Linked DNA regions of Homo sapiens: region 2 is linked to region 1. The links are chromatin loops, found by intact Hi-C in ENCODE. Cell type or tissue: natural killer cell. All regions are shown on one strand. Each heading gives the region's core, and the rest is flanking DNA. Links, peaks and the distances in the headings are about the cores only.

Region 1 (8,348 bases), core at 34-8,033:
TTTATTAGAAATAGAAATTATAATGTTGTGTTTCAGGGTGTATGTAAGGTATTAATTTTAGCTTGTTAACCAATGAGTGCACTTTTCTTTTTCCTGCAACAACTTGCTCTCTCAGCTGGACTTCTTTCTATCTAACCAGATACTTTCAAGATCTGGGAGCTTCAGGTTCCTTGCTCCCTTGGCTTTGCCGTTGATAACTTCCTGTCCAATCCTACCAAAGTCTGGAACTGGAACATCCAAGGGTTGCCCTTAGACGCCTTCTCTACTGAGAATGGCATCATCATCAAGCGAGGCCATAGGTAAGGGTGCAGCTGGGAGCGGGTGTGGCCTGGGAGCAGGGGCTGTCCTCTGACCTGTGCTCGCCCTTTAGGTGGGCACGGGTAATACAAACAAAAAGAGCTGGAGAATGGTCCAGGTCCAAACATAGCTACTTTCAAACCGTTGATAACTGGGATGAAAAACAAGAATTTCGTGATGGTATTGTTTAAAAAAGAATGAAAGACTAACTTGCTTTTCTTAGTATTTACTAAATCAGAAACCTTGCTGTACACACACACACACACACACACACACACTTACTTTCTTAAACATAAGGAAGCTGCTTGTATTGGTTTTTTGCTTCTTTATGTTTTCCTTTAATATAAAATTGGATAAAATGTTTGAATGCCGTTATTTTACTTTTCTTAACTCTGTGTGTAGAGTGTTATGCAATTTTTTTCCTCTTCATATAATTTACAATCCTTTAGATTTTAAAAGTTACGTTTTTCTCATTTTCTTTCTTTGTAAATGGTAGTGGGTAGCAATTTGTGGATTTAGGTGAAGTGACATAGACTTTCCTATGTCACTTCTTTCACAGGAAGAAGTGTTTAAACTATAAACTGAGGAGGAGAAAATATCTAGGAAAAGAGAAGAAAGTTGGCAAAACCATGGTCTCCTTCTTCCTGAATTTGTAACTTGGCCTACAAAGAAAGCATCAGTCCTACTACACAGGAAGAGTCAACACTCGGAGGAGGCCTTCTGCACTTTGTCCTCTCCTTCTTTTCACTCCTCATAATGGGAAAGAAAGTAAGTTATCTAATCTGTGAAATAAGAATATGTTGCATATAACCAGTTTGGCCTCTTCTTCGTCTTTTTGGAGGGGCATATGCTTAGAAAACACAGTTTTCCCCTCTTACCTTTCTTGGGAGACATGTTCCACGATTGTCAGTGCATGCCTGAAATGTATGATAGGACTGAACACTAAATTTACGGTGCTCGTTCCTGTACATATACTATGATAAAGTTTAATTTATTAGGTATAGTAAGAGATTGATAATAATATCTAATAGTAAAATAAAAAATATAAGAAGATACTGTAAAAATGTTACGTAGATATAGTCTTTCTCTCCCTCTCAAAATCCTGTAATACTCAGACCATAATTGACTGCAGGTAAATGAAACCACAGAAGACAAAACACGGATAAGGTGGGACTATCGTATTCATGCTCTTCTCTGCTATGAAATAATTTTACCACATTAGGGTCTGTGAATGCAGCCAGGGGAAGGGTGCTATTATGGGAGAGTGCCTCACTTTCAGGCAAAAGATATTCACAATAATCTTAGGACACCAACTTAATGGTAAAGGAGTTTTGCTTATTTCTAACTATCTGAATAGGGTGTGGACTTCTTAGTTTGTTCACAATTAAATAGAAGGGAGAGAAACATGATTATTTGGAAGTTCTGATTAATGTTTAACACTCTTGAAAATATAATGGAGTAAATGCATCTAATCATGGTCATTTACTCTTTTGCCATGACAATAAAACACTTTGAACTTGAATCCTAAAAGATATTTAAATTCTTATCTATAAATGATGTGATTTCTTTCCCATCTAGCCTAATCTCTGGTATATTTAACATGATGAATCCATATACATTTTGGGAACATATGCTTTATTTGAGAATTTATTCCATTCCCTAAGTATTTCTGAGCACAAATTCTATTTTATATAATTTGGTAGGTTCTGTGCAGATGAGAATAAAAGGGGGATCGTTTACCCTAATAAATGCTTATAGTTTTAGGAAAGGATAGACATTAAACAAAAAAATTGGTAAATATATAATTACAATTTGTGACAAGTACATTGAAGGATTTTTTAAAATCTCATTTTTATGCCAGTAAATAACAGGATATCCAGTTTAGACTGAGGATCAGAGAAGTCCTCTCTGAGGAAGTGCCTCTTAAGATGATGGCTGAAGAAGGCATATGAGTTAGCCCAATGGACAATGAAAGGAAAATTACTGTATTACAAGCAGAAAAAAACAACATGTGAATGCCTGGAGGCCCTGAGGCCCTTAGGTGAGAAACTGCTTGTCTGCATGTGGTTCAGAGAAAACAAATTATATAAAACGAAGTTAGCAGCGTCGGAAAGGTTTGTTAAGGATTTTTTGTTTTAAGATTTTGTAAGACCACTCAGGCTATTGTTTCGAGAATGAATCAGAGGCAGGAGTAGGGTTGGCGAGGATGCAAAAGAGATGGGGATATCTAATATTACTTTAGCAGACTCTCTCCTTTCTGTCACTTGTTATCCTGTGAAGATATCACTTGCTGCCCAATGAATAAAAATTAGGAAAATTGGTCTCCTGTTTTCTCATGCTCAGGGAACATCTTCTTTTCTGTACTTTTCTTCAGACAGGGAAGATCAGTGAAGTAATAAGAAATACACATATTGGTCTCTAACCCCAGTCCCTAGCACAGAACTCCTAAAACTATTGCAATTTTCTGAGCAATAGAGGTGCTAAAAGAATCTTTTGTTCTAATGTTTAGTCTCTGCCCTGATTCCTGAGACAAAGCTCCTAGTAACATTGTAGATAAAGGTGGTAGGTTAATTGTTTGTTCTAATATTTGGTCTTTGATGTAGGGTCTTGGCACAGAGGTCCTAAATCCTTTTGAATTTCCTGGGTAATAGAAGTATCTTTGGTTGTAATGAGGTGACTTGGTGGGTTTTAGGATGGGGCTGGTCACCAGAAAGACTAAACCGTGGTTATATGCTTGGAGCTCTCATCCCCACCCCCCATTCCTCAAAGAGAAGAGAAGGGCTGCAAATGGAGTTTATAATCAGTCATGGCTACATGATGAAGCCTCCCTAAAAATCTTTGAACTATGGGGTTCAGGAGCTTCTGAGTTGGTGAACACATCTGAGTGCTGGGAGGATGGTGCACCTCAACTCCATAGGGACAGAAGCTATCCTTCCAGACCTCACCCTATGTACCTCTTCCTCTGGCTGTTCATCTGTATCCTTGGTTATATCCATGATTAATAAGCCAGTAATTCTAAGTAAACTGTTTCTCTGACTTCTGTGAGCCACTAATGCAAAACATGATTTATAGCTGGTTAAGAGGAAGTATTGTTGATAACCTACTACTTGCAATTGGCCTTTGAAGTGGGGGAAATTTTTATGGTAATAAGCCTTTAACTTGTGGGATCTGACACCATATTAGTCCATTCTCATGTTGCTAATAAAGACATACCCAAGACTGGGTAATTTATAAAGGAAAGAGGTTTAATTGACTCACAGTTTAGCATCTCTGGGGAGACCTCAGACAACTTACAATCCTGGCAGACAGGGAAGCAAACATGTGTTTTTTCACATGGCAGCAGGAGAGAGAATGAGAACCAAGTGAAGGGAGAAGCCCCTTATAAACCATCAGATCTCATGAGAACTTACTATCACAAGAATAGCATGGGTAAAATAGCCCCCATGATTCAATTACCTCCCATCAGGTTTCTCGCAGGACATATGGAAATTATGGGAACTACAATTCAAGATGAGATTTGCATGGGAACACAGCCAAACCATATCAGACACTATCCAGATCCCATTATCTATCTAGATAGTGTCAGAATTAAATTGAATTATAGGAAACCCAGCTAGTGTCTGCCGGAGAATTATTTGGTGTGTGGGGCAAGACTCCCATACATCTAGTGTCAGAAATGTGGAGGTGAGTGATTGGTTGAGTGCATGAGACTAGAAATAAACAATATGATTTTTTCTTAAATCTCAGAAGGCCAACACTTTGCTTTTCTAGTTCTGAAATAATCAGAAAATAGGAGTGTCATTTTGCTGAGAATTGCCGTTTCAGACCAAAAATACACTGAACTTCAGAAAAAGATTAAGCAGTTCTGAGAATCAAGGGCTATGAAAGTAAAACGAAAATAAGACAGAGAGGAAGGAAAAAAGTGTGACTTCCTATTCTCATGCCTCAGTGTGTGTGTGTGGGGGGGGTGGGGTGGGAGTGTATGTGCGTGCTCATATATGCACTAGTTTAAGAATCTAGTATGTTTCAATTAATTTTAATTTTCAGTTTGTCTTCAAAATCCATGTCTTCTTCCAGAGGTCCACTTTCAATAACAAAAACACTTCTACTTGCCTTTCTTTAGAAACTTAAACTATCATAAAAGTCATTTCTCTTTTCCTTCTTGAATTATTCAAAGTCTGGTGCCTTAGACTTTCTTCTTCTGCCCAGACTATGCTCACACTGATGAAACCTGGGGAATCTATTCCTTTGGGTTGGGGAATATTCCCTATTCTCTCCAACAGTAAACATAAAAGATGAATTTCTTCCTAAATTACTTAAGGGCAGACACACCAGTTCTAAGTATATTACATTTTCTCTAAAGCACACATAGTTTAGTCTCATTAAGGAATATAAATTTATCCCATCAATTAGACTTTGACCTGACTTGAAAAATGATAGCCTTAGTATTATGATGCTGAGAAGCATTTGCCTCCTTCCCAAGTCTTCTTTCAATACAGAAAGACACTACATTAGCTGAGAATGCAATATGTGGGAAATTGCCTTGATGCAGTGGAAGCACTAACTGGTGAGCTATCCCAGAGGTCGAGGAACAGAAAGGCTTTCAGACCAAATTAAAATGACCAAACCACATGGCTTATTAAATTGATTAAAATACTGAGCAAAAAACAAGGAGAATGAATTGGGGTAAGGTAATTCACTTAGAGAGGTGCAAACAGGGTGAAAGGACTACACTCCCTGAGTCCTAGGGTTCACAATGTGCATAAATCTTGCTTCTCTTTTGAAACATCAGCCTTCATGGGTGCTGGTTCAATGATGAGGGCCAGAGTTAATGTCTGAACAGAGAAGGGCCCCAAGGGAAGATATCCTGAACCAAGGACACAAACCTCCTCTTTCAGAGAGATGCAGGAGAAGTGTGCTTGATGCAAGAGTAGCATCAATTCATTTGTTGAACAGCCTTTGGTTTTATTTGCACTTTTGGGCAGGATCAGAATAGAACCATACTTGGTATCTTATTGAACTTCTTGGGTAGGACTAGAATAGAACCATGCTGTGTGTCAACAAGTGGTGGCTAATTGAGGTTTAATAAAGTTCTTGATCAAGAAGAAGTGGCATCCTCAAGATGTGGGTCTTTTCATCCTTTGCATCTAAGCAGCATATTTTTGTTCCATCACATTTTCTATTTATTCTATCTCTGGTTGTCATACAGGTTACTAACTTACTATCTGTTTTACCAGATCATCTGAATTCTACCTATGTCTCACAAATTACTTCTTTTTCATTATATATAATAAACCTATCCTGTGGGTTTTGCCTATATCTCACATGCTTATTTTCCAGCATATTGTTGTCCATGTTTAGCACTTCTTATGAATTCCATCCATCCTATTTGTTTTTTAATCTTCTATAGCAGAACTGAATATTCTCAACAGTACAGCAAAATCCCATTACATAATGCCATTAGCCAATCCCTCTAATTTGATTACTGTTATAATCACAAAATTTGTTCATTGTATTCCCCAATATTTTTCCAGACCAAAAAAAGAGAGCTTGCATTTTTTAAAGGAATTAAGAGACATTTGTCATACTTCAATTGAGAGATGATTTTTGCCTTAGCCTGGGCCTACCACACCAGATGTGGAAAAATGGATGAAACTGAGAGAAAATTAGCAGAACTAGGTGACTGATTTTATGTGGGATTTGCAGGAGAAAAAGATATCAAGGATAACTCCAAGTTTTTTGGTTCTGTATAAGTATCACTCACTAAGAAGTGTGGGAAGAATGAAGGAAGAGTTAATTGAGGAGTAGAAAGACGTGATAAATATAAATCCAGTTTTGGAATTATGTCCCAAAAATATACCAGTTGTCAATTTGTTAAATATTGATGTGAAACTTAGAAGACAAATCTATTGAGTATATACAAAGTTGGGAATATAGCAACATATAGATGACATTGAATACAATGAAATTACATGATTTCATCTAAGGAGAAAATGTAGAAGTGATAAGAGAAGTCAGTGGATCAATATATATGACTATTTATACATACATATTTATAGTGTACTACATGCAGGCCAATGTTTTAGTTTTTTATTGTGTCAACTTAACTAAGCTGAAACTAAGTTTCTCAGAATTCCTCTCCATATGTAGTTCCAGGTTAGCTTAGGCCACAGGAGCTGTTTTTTCCTGAGATTTGGAAGATGAGAGTAAAGCAGCAACCATAATTTATTAGACATGGAAGCCTGGTGAAAAACACGAGCCACGTTGCAACTTAGGTCTGTCGCCACTCTTGTGGTTGGTTGGAGAAACAGCCAGGCCCACCGTTCCTGCGGGTCCAGTCAGTTTTCTCCTTCAGCTTCCTCAATTCTTCAATCAGATGATTACTTAGATCCAGGTATGAGTTTAACATTAGCTCCTTCTGCAGAACACACCCATCTCCAAAGTTGGAAGCATAGCAACAGTGAGAGACTGGAATGAGTTTAGTCCAGTCTTTCAGTTTTTAGCTGATTCATACAGGTTTTAGGTTGTCTTGCTTCTTTACCATCAAGTCTATTTTCACTCACCTCTTGCTTACCCTGCCAGGTACCCTACAGGTTCCAGTCATAGACAAAGAAGCATCAGCTTCACATAGACCATTGAAACAGCTTTCAGAGGATTCTGCTTCTCTGATCAAATTCTGAATGATACAGGTACAAACAATCTGATTCTGCTTTTGTGGTAATGCTACTGTAACACTAAGAAGAGCAGAATGATTTTGATAAGTTACATAGGACACAGCAGTGCACTGTACCAGTCATTAAACAATTATTTATCAACTTTAATTTCATCCTTTCATACTTTGCTCTATGATCTCAGGTTTGGAATTCTGCAAACCCTACTTTTCCTTGGTCGGATAGCTTTTTATTAGATTTTGCCAATAAGGGCTGAAATAAGTGCAGTGGCATACCATATGAGTATGGTGATGAGAAGGGGTATTATTTTGGGCAGTGATGGTAATGGTAGCAAATTCTAAAGTGAGAATGTGCCTAGCAGGTAAGAGGAAAAGCTTGGTGGGGTTTGAATTTGGAGAGGTAGCCCAGAAGATAGTTCCTTTAAGTGCAAAGCAAACATGTGTAGAACCTGTGGGCAATAGGAGACACCAGCTAACATGTAACTTGTGTATAGTGACCAATATGCATATGGAAGGATGCTTAACCAATTTATAAAGGAAATACCTAAAATTTAAAGTGATTTTATTTGTGGCTTGACAAATCAACAGGATTAACTATATATCACATTGGTGAAACTATAGATAAATGGGCCCTGTCACTTTCTGCTCACAGATAGTACCCATTTGGACAATTTTCTTAACAATACCTTACACAGAAAAGTTAAAATTTAATGCTTTTGACTCTTTTCAGTTCTGAGAGTTTATTCCAATAATTTTATCAGACAGAAACTTAAAGATATATGTACAAGGGAAGTTTTATTACAGAAATTCTTAAGATAACAAATTTAGAAATTACCTAAATTCATAAAATAAATTCTAGTACACCTATTAAAAGGAATATTGGGTAGCTATTAAATGTGGAAACAATGCACAGCAGAGGCAGCCAGTTGAGACCCAATATTGTTTTTTCCTTTCCTAATAGAATCCCCAGTATTTAGCTAATCATGTGGTAACATGCAATGAATATGTCACTTTTCATCTCATTGCTAAGGGTTGCTCTGTTACTAAATTCTGGTTGATGGCTTATAAGCATAAATGATTCCCTGAAAGGGAGGGCAAATGTGTTTTTTTCCTCTCTTCCTCCTTGTTGGCTGGAGTATGCTTTTAATAGTAGTAATGGCTGTAGTTCCGGTAGCCACCTTGAACCAAGAGGTGACCTTTGAAAGGCAGGCACTCACAGAGGAGTGACAGAAAAGACAGCTGGTGGCAGTGGGCAGGTGGGACGGACAAAGGATGAGAAAAATCAGAAAATTATGTAAATATGGCACCCTAAAGTTGCACCATAGATTGTCATCCCGAAGATTTCTGAATTTATTCCATTTATGTCACCTATTCTTCACAT
Region 2 (8,348 bases), core at 30-8,029, 170 kb before region 1:
TCACCTACCTCATAAAGTTGTTTTGAAGATTAAAGTAGACCATGTATAAAATATACTGCTCAAAGTACACCATACATGTAGATCACTAAGATAAAATTCTCCAAAACATTCATAAATTTAGAAAGTCTAAATAACTTGTTTTCTAATGCTATCGTAGATTTTAAAATTTTAACTTTTTTTCCTGTTTTCTGCTAGTATATAAAAATACAGTTGGTTTTGGCATATTAACCTTATCTGTAGTGACTATGTTTAGTCCATTTATTAGGCCTAGTAGCTGTTTTTAGATAGTTTAAGATTTTTTTACATAAACAGACTTCTAGTATGATGTTGAATAGAAGTGGTGATAATGGTAATCATTGATTTGTTTCTGATCTCATTGGGAAAGAGTTCAATAATTTGCCATTAAGTACACAGTCAACTGCAGGTTTTTCATAGGTTCCCTTTATCAGATTGAAGAAATTCCCCTCCAATCTTACTCTACGCAAAATTCTTCTTAGGTATCAGTATTGAATTTTGTCAATTGCTTTTTATGCATCTATTAGGATAATCATATGGCTTATCTTTTCTATTCTATTAATATGATGAATTATACTGATTGATTTTTGAGAGTTAAAACAGCTTTTTGTTCTTTAGATAAAGCCTCCTGGGAATGATGTATTATCCTTTTCATATATTACTGCTGAAAATTTACACGAGACGGATTTTCTTTTGGATAAAGCTATTTCACAAGTATATGTATTTGCTGCAGATTATATGTTAATTTCAAGCTTGAGATAACTCATTGTCCCTCATGTAACCTCTTTTTTTTTTTTTTTTTCTTCTTAAATCCCACTGACATTTTGTCTACAACATGGATTTGTTTCTGTCAGGTAACTTAAGAACTTCCATATATAACTTTCTACATGCATAGAAAACTTCACTTTGAAATTGTTTGTGTTGACATCAGGGAATTAAATTCATTTCAGGTGCTATTGTAGGCCAAATTACAGGTTTTGAGTTTATAAAGATACCTCTGACTGAGTAATGCCACCTGATAATGTGGAGCTTTAAGAGCGTTGTTTGACTTTTTAATTGAGGTTATGGCTTATTTGTGTGCTTTACATTTTTTATTAATAATACAAATTATTTATTGTCATCTGATGATATAAGTAAACATACATTTCACTTACACATTTTAATCAACTTACATGATGAGCCAAATATCGTTTGGCTAATAAAAAAAAACCTAACCAAAACATAAATTTTCACTAAAGATATAAGATTATATTCTGGTTATTCAAAAAGAAATGTTTCTTTGGATTCATTATTAACCAAAATTGGATAGGCTATTCATCAAGCATGTATTGAACGTATATTATATATAACACAATGGAATGAGACCTCTAAGGAAATAAACAATGGAAAAAAATTAAAGCACACCTTAAGGTGTTACGTTTTGTTTTGCTTTTAATTAATTATTTTTCCAGAGCAGTTTTAGGTTTACAATAAAATCAAGCAGAAGGCACAGGATTTTCCATACAACCTTGGTACCTATGCATGCTTAGCCTTTCCCATTATCAATATCCCCCACCAGAGTGGTCCATTTGTTATAATCCATGAATCAACATTGAAACATTATATCCCCCAGACTCCATAGTTCACATTAGGGTTGACTCTTGATGTTGTGCATTCTGTGAGTTGGGACAAATGGTGGACATGTAGCCACCATTCTAGTTCCATACAGAATAGTTCACTCTCCTAACAGTGTTTTTAACACACCCATCTCAAAGTATAACTTCCAAATGGGTAAAAGCATGACTCATGAATATATAAAATGTACACATGTCAAAAATTGTATTCTAGTTCTTAATTAACAAAGGAACAAGTAAGTTTTTTTTGTTTTTGTTTTGTTTTGTTATGAGACAGTCTCACTCTGTTGCCCAGGCTGGAGTGCAATGGTGTGATCTCCGCTCACTGCAACCTCTGCCTCCTGGCTTCAAGAGATTCTCCTGCCTCAGCCTCTCCAGTAGCTGGGATTACAGGTGCACACCACCATGCCTGGCTAATTTTTGTATTTTTAGTAGAGATGGGGTTTCACCATGTTGGCCAGGCTGGTCTTGAACTCCTGACCTCATGATCCGCCCGTCTCGGCCTCCCAAGGTGCTGGGATTACAGGTGTGAGTCACCGCGCCGGGCCTAATAAGAAGTTTTAATTGATATAAAGAACATTTGAAAAGTAATTATTTGTAAGTAATATTATTTGAGATCACCAGGTTAGAGACAAAACTCATAGAAAGGGATATAAAATTTTGGAATTGTATATCGTACAAGAGAGAAATTAATTTCATCTTTCTAAAAAAGTCTACAAGTTAAAGTCTAATTTTTAAAAAATCAGTTTAAAAGTCTAACTTCCCTTTCTTAAGTCTTAGACCTTGGGTAAATAGTGAGGTAATCATGTACATTCCCATAAATGATGTTTTGCTTTCATGGGACACTGAAAAAATGTGCTATTCACATTTTTTCTTATTTTCAAGGTTTAGATAATTTTTCTAACATAGATAAAAGCAATGTATACATATTATAGTTACATAGTACTTTACTCTGAAAAGCATTTAAAGTGAAGTTTTATGAAATGTTCAGAAAAGGAAAATACATTTCAACTTGGCCTTCAGGGATTCTCAGCTAGGAATTGGCAGAGATGGAAAGTGGATGGAGAAGAGATCAGAAAAAAAGGAGAGAGCTGATTTGAAGGCACAAAAGCCAGAAAGCATAGTTGTATTTTGCAATAGAAAGGACTCCAGTTTGCTTACATTGCTGGATGCATGGAAGAGAACAGCAGGCTATAAAGGCCGAGAAGATGGTTTGAGTCTGGATTGTGCCAGGCTAAAGGATTTTGACTTTTTTTGTTAGGCAATAGGGATCCCTAAAGCTTTTAGAGTCTGGATAAGGAAGATAGATCTGCTCAATAAGAAGGATGAACTAACAATAGAGTCTTTTCTAGGATGCTACTGAAGGAATTGAGAGACAGAATATACAAATGAGTGAAAGCCAGACCATATAGAAAAATAGAACCCTAACCCACAATTTGCAGCTACCAGCACAGGATGCCAGCTTGCTACACATCTGACTTGTAGGAAGTCAGAATGTTATCTCTAATAATAAATCCAGGAAGCCAAACAATAACTCCTATTACAATTGACCCCAAATGACCAGGCCTTGATTAATAACTGACAACTTTAATAATTTTTGTCCCTGCTTCCAACTTAGGACCAACTAGAGAAAGCCAGTTATACACCTCTAACCAATTCCATCGATGCTTCACTTCTAGTTAGCCACCCCACAACAACAGCCTCCAATCAGGGAATAATAGTTGAAGCCTTTCCTCTTCTCAACTATGAAGCTTCCCTACTTTTCTGCTGCACTTTGAGTCTGCCAAAATGCAAGCAATGATGGCTGATTCCTTTGCAATTAAAAACTCTGAATAAATAAACTTTGCTTGTTCTCATTCAGATGGTCTTTGTTTACTTCCATAAAATACACTACCATTAAAACTAAGGATTCTTTTTTAACTAACAGCTTTATCAAGACACATGAATCTGTCCAGTCAATATAAATTGGATCTCCTAGTGTGCCAGGCAGTGTCAGGCAGTAAAAATGTAAGCATATACACTCTTGCCCTCGGAAAGCCTTTACACTGTGTAGGATAGAAACAAGTAAATATACATCATACACTGTCAAATACAAAACTGAACCCAAGTTAAAATTAACACAGGCTGATTATTCATAAATGTGCAGGAAGAGAACCCATCTGTCATCACTTTCATTTCAGCAGAGGTACAAGGATGTTAGAAATGAGAGTAAATTTTACCTGGTAAAAAAGAAAAAAATGCTGAAAGCGTCTCTAATTGGTGAGCATTACATTAAAGTGGGATGTGGAAGCAGAGACTTATTCAGGTATATTTGAGATTAGTTGGTGTGCTGGAACTAGGTGAGCCGGCATTTTCAGAATATTTCAAAACAGGAAGTCTTATTCAATGTTAGAGACTGAAGATTTTCTGTGGCTGGCCATTTCCAGGAACAAGTCTAGCTGACGGGGTGCTTTTGTGTGGTGTGTCTGTCATAATGGTCCTTAATGGAGGCAGAGGAGCTGGTATGGCAGGAAGTTTCTCACCACAGTATACTAAGTAATGAGTTTCTGTTAGTTTTATGTAGAGAGATCTGAATTTACAGATGAGATAATGTTGGTACTGCTGGATTGGCATTACAAAAATATGAAACTGCAAAAGTGGCTGCCCCCAAGATATCTGAAGACCAATTTATTTAAATTAAAAACAATTTATGGGCTTTTATGTGTGTGTGTGTGTATGTGTGTGTGTATATATATATGTGAAATTTTCAAGAACACAGCCTACACATAAAGCAGTACTGCAGACTGTCAGTCTATAAGCTAAAATTTTGTTTATTTATATTGGCTAGTGCTAAAAAATGGAATTTTCATGCTGTTAACAGTGACCTGTTTCCCATAGTCACTACTGTTGACACATCCTTATACCAGTGTATTTCACATATCCACATTAACTAAAAAGGCTTTGGGCTTGCAAGTGTTGAAGAAATATAATTAAAAACAAAATATTCTCTCAACCCAGAAATTATCCACAAAGACAGTAGAGAAAGAGAACACTTTTATTATTGAAAAAGCATTACACCATAATATGATGCACATCACAGGAAATCCATTAAGAGATTGCAAAGACAGAAAGGAATCTCTACCCCTTATATAATCAAGTAACCCATTACATACATTTTTCAAGATGAACAATAACTAGTTGTCAAGTAAGAGGACTGACAGCACCTTTTGTCACACAGTTCATCCTAACTTTACCTTGTAATTGGGGTGACCATCTGTGTTAGCATATTGGCTATATCGAGAGAGACAAACAAACAATCAAAACCATATACCTTTATGATAGAACATAGCTTTAGCTTTGCAAATTGGAGCAAGGTGCCCACAAAAGTTAGATTATTATCCTTCCACAGAAACTGGGAGATAGGAGCACTGTCTTCCTTTATGTTAACATTTATATTAGTCTGTTCTCATGCTGTTATGGAGAAATACCTGATGCTGGGTAATTTATAAAAAAAGGAGGTTTAATTGGCTCACAGTTCTGCATTGCTGAGGAGGCCTCAGGAAAGATACAATCATGGTGGAAGGCAAAGGAGAAGCAGGCACCTTCTTCACAGGGCAGCAGGATGGAGTGAGTGCAAGCAGGGGAAATGCCAGATGCTATAAAACCATCAGATCTCCTGAGACTCACTCATTATCATGAGAACAGCATGGCGGAAAACCACCCCCATGAGCCAATTACCTCCACCTGGTCCCGCCCTTGATAGGTGGGGATTATGGTGATTACAATTCAAGGTGAAATTTGGGTGGGGACACAGAGCCAAACCATATCAGCGTTTCAAAAAGATGGCTTCCAAGCTCTGAAAGGTATTCCTGAGTCATAAAGTTGACAAAAGACCTATCTAGTTTTCAAAATAATTTCTGTACATTTCGAAGAGAGGAGAATGTACTTACAATGATAAGGTTTCTAAAGTAAATGCTCTAATAAAAATGAGGATGAAGAAGTCCCTTTCTTTATCTCAATGGGGGAATTAAGTCTCTTATTTTTAATTTTTATTTATTCAAAAGTACCCCAACAAATTCACCTGAATTGCCCCCTCCAAAATGAAGTAGCTTAAGATGACATTTTAAAAATAATTCTCTTTAACAATGACAGTTGCTGGCATTTGTGTAGTGATTCTATGAACCAGTTTTAGGGAATTAAGAAACTTCCTAAATGCAGATTTTAGGGCCTTTGGTCATAGAAACCAATTAAAAAGACCTGGGATTCAGTTCAAATAGTTTCCTTCTTATCAAATTCTTTCAAGGCCATTTTGAGTCTTGTTATCCCTTGCCACTCCTTAAGAAATACCACCTATGACTACACAACCTCAGTGAAATAATAACCTCACCTAATTGCTTTTGAAATTTGCCTAATGGCTTTTGGGTCACCCTTAGGCTACTTGTTTATCCCAAACAATTAATAATTTCTAATTATGCCTGTAGTCACCTTTTTTATTTTGGCAAATGAAGTATTCCCTCTTCCATAACTGAGTGATTATCATGGCGTCAGTAATTCAGAGCATCCCCATACTGGACTCATATAAATTGCACCACAATGATGTAGCTTAAATATATTTTGAATAAGACATTAATTTTTTAAATATCTCATCACCATTATATTTAATTTATAAGCCAAAAAGAAGACTAAAACTAATGAAAATTGACAGTTAAATTTGAAATATATCTGTGACCTACTGCTATGTTCAATACATAAGCAAGTCCCAGACTTTTTTTAGTAATCAATCTTTCAGTTAATTTCCTCTTTATAGCACTACACTAGACCCCTAAGGCATGGCTAACTATCTTCAACTTAAGCGCTTCAGGCAATAAGTAGCAAAATTACTAACACAATTATGATGATTAAAGTGTTCATTTAAAAATGGTGACACCTACTTATAAGCAGCATAAGTGACAATAACTTTTTTAGTTATTTAAATTGTACAGCTGTAGCTTTAGAATTAACATAACCTGCATTGAGTAATTTGTTAAAATATTTTAGTAAGATAATAAGCTAAATTAACATAAATATTTAAGGTAAAGAGAATGCTTTAAGTCATTCTCTCAGAATAAAAGTAATTATATTTCCTTTAGAAACATGTTTTATTCACATGTTAATGTATTATTAATTCTTGGAGAAAGGCTTTCAATTATTCACTTTTTGTTTTTATTTGTTGTGATGATTTTTTACAGAACTTAGTGGAATAGAGAAATGTTTCTGCAAAGCATGTCTGGTCTATAGAAAAATAACAATTAGTATTGATTTTTATTGGGACGAACACCTGTAGTTTAAGGAAAACATGATATAATTCCTGTAGGTTATAATTCTATTTGGTTAGCTTAGCTCTTTCTTCAGTTTTCTATTCCTAGTGCCAATCCCCTGCAGCCATTGTCCCCCCAGAATAATACAGAATAGGAAACATACTGTTCTACCTGATCCATACCTATCTCCTTCAAGCTCTTCAAACATTTTAACCAGGTAGTACATTGCTGCTTCCTTCCCCCACAAAAAGGCCCATAGCCAGATGCATTGGTGCATACCTGTAGCCCCAACCACTCCAGAGGGTGGCAGGAGGATTACTTGAGGCCAGAAGTAGTGCACTATGACCACATGTGTGAATAGCAACTGTACTCCACCCTGTGCAACATAGCAGGAACTTGTCAAAAAAAAAAAAAAAAAAAAAAAAGCCAACGCTTGACCTTTCTAGCCCCTTCTCCACTACTTTCTATCTGTCCTCATCTAGACAGTTCAATTCAATTCTCTGTTAACTAAATACCATTTTCTTTTCCTGCCACCTTGTCTTTGGTTGTGATTTTGTTGGTGTTTCTTCCTGGAAGGTTCTCACACATTCTTCATCTAGCTTCCTCTCTTGCTAAACAATACTAATACCTATATTTCAACACCTAGGCAAATACTACCTATTCCCAAATACCTTTGCCTCCATAGCCAGAAGTAATCATCTCTAAACTACTATTGCCGTGAGTTTATATCACCTTCTCACACATCCATGAAAAATATAATTGCTAAATGCCTATTATGTACTAGGAAACATTTAGGTACTAGGGACCACTGATGAACAAGGTCAGATTGCAACCTCATGGAAACATAAAGTCTCTGCTAGTAGTATTCATAGACTAATTTTATTAGAGTTATATGTGTTTTTCTCCCCTCCAAGTGCATTAACTTTCTGAAAGTGGGAATAGTGTCCTTTTCATCTTTGTATCCTTACCGTGCTTAGGACAGCATCTGGAAAGTAGTAGATGGATGAATGATAAATTGATCTCACTGTGTGGAGAAAACATGCTCCATTTTATTTGAGTAACTTTGGAAGCACGGGTGCCCCCTGATTTACTGGCTTATACTTTCCCAGCTATATGGTTACTTCTCTATCTTTAGCCTGAACTCAGCCTCTATTATTAGCAGTTATTGTAAAATAACTTGGAGATTTTAAAGAGTGCAAGTGGGACTTCAGAATGTTAAGGGGAAGCTTGCAATTCACTAGTTAAGAGGAGCAGCCAAAATAAGTTATCTGAAATACAAATGTGAACACTCCATTTCCATATTGACAACTATTTATAGAAAATATTTTTTAGGATAAAACCTAAGCCAATTAACATACCTTACCAGGACCTGCATAAAATAGACTCTGTAAGGTTGTTCAATTTCATTTCCCCCATTCCATTTGCCTGGCTAACTCCTGCTTGG

The links. A loop is a pair of places that touch in the nucleus more often than their neighbours do. Peaks named below come from ENCODE experiments on the same cell type or tissue, not always from the same donor. Only the 100,000 strongest peaks of a DNase experiment are listed, where the experiment ranks them.
Region 2: it touches region 1 in a loop (2.2-fold over the local background); 3 of 110 quality-filtered maps call a loop at or near these places.

The regions. Positions count from the first base shown.
Region 1 is chr11:104,873,117-104,881,464 of GRCh38, forward strand. It overlaps LOC107984380 (a long non-coding RNA gene), which reads left to right and starts at 99. Exons shown (of 3, transcript XR_007062985.1): 1 at 99-299; 2 at 857-1,065; 3 at 2,159-2,452. RefSeq lists a silencer at 4,120-4,209. In natural killer cell, for the core only: no CTCF peak of the experiment used is centred there; DNase peaks (open chromatin) are centred at 3,505 and 4,225; H3K27ac peaks cover 2,730 bases.
Region 2 is chr11:104,701,916-104,710,263 of GRCh38, forward strand. No RefSeq gene overlaps it. Among named protein-coding and RNA genes, the nearest start is that of LINC02552, 97 kb to the left of the region's middle. RefSeq lists enhancers at 3,766-3,895, 3,906-4,025. In natural killer cell, for the core only: no CTCF peak of the experiment used is centred there; DNase peaks (open chromatin) are centred at 4,076 and 4,636; H3K4me3 peaks cover 1,014 bases; H3K27ac peaks cover 3,665 bases.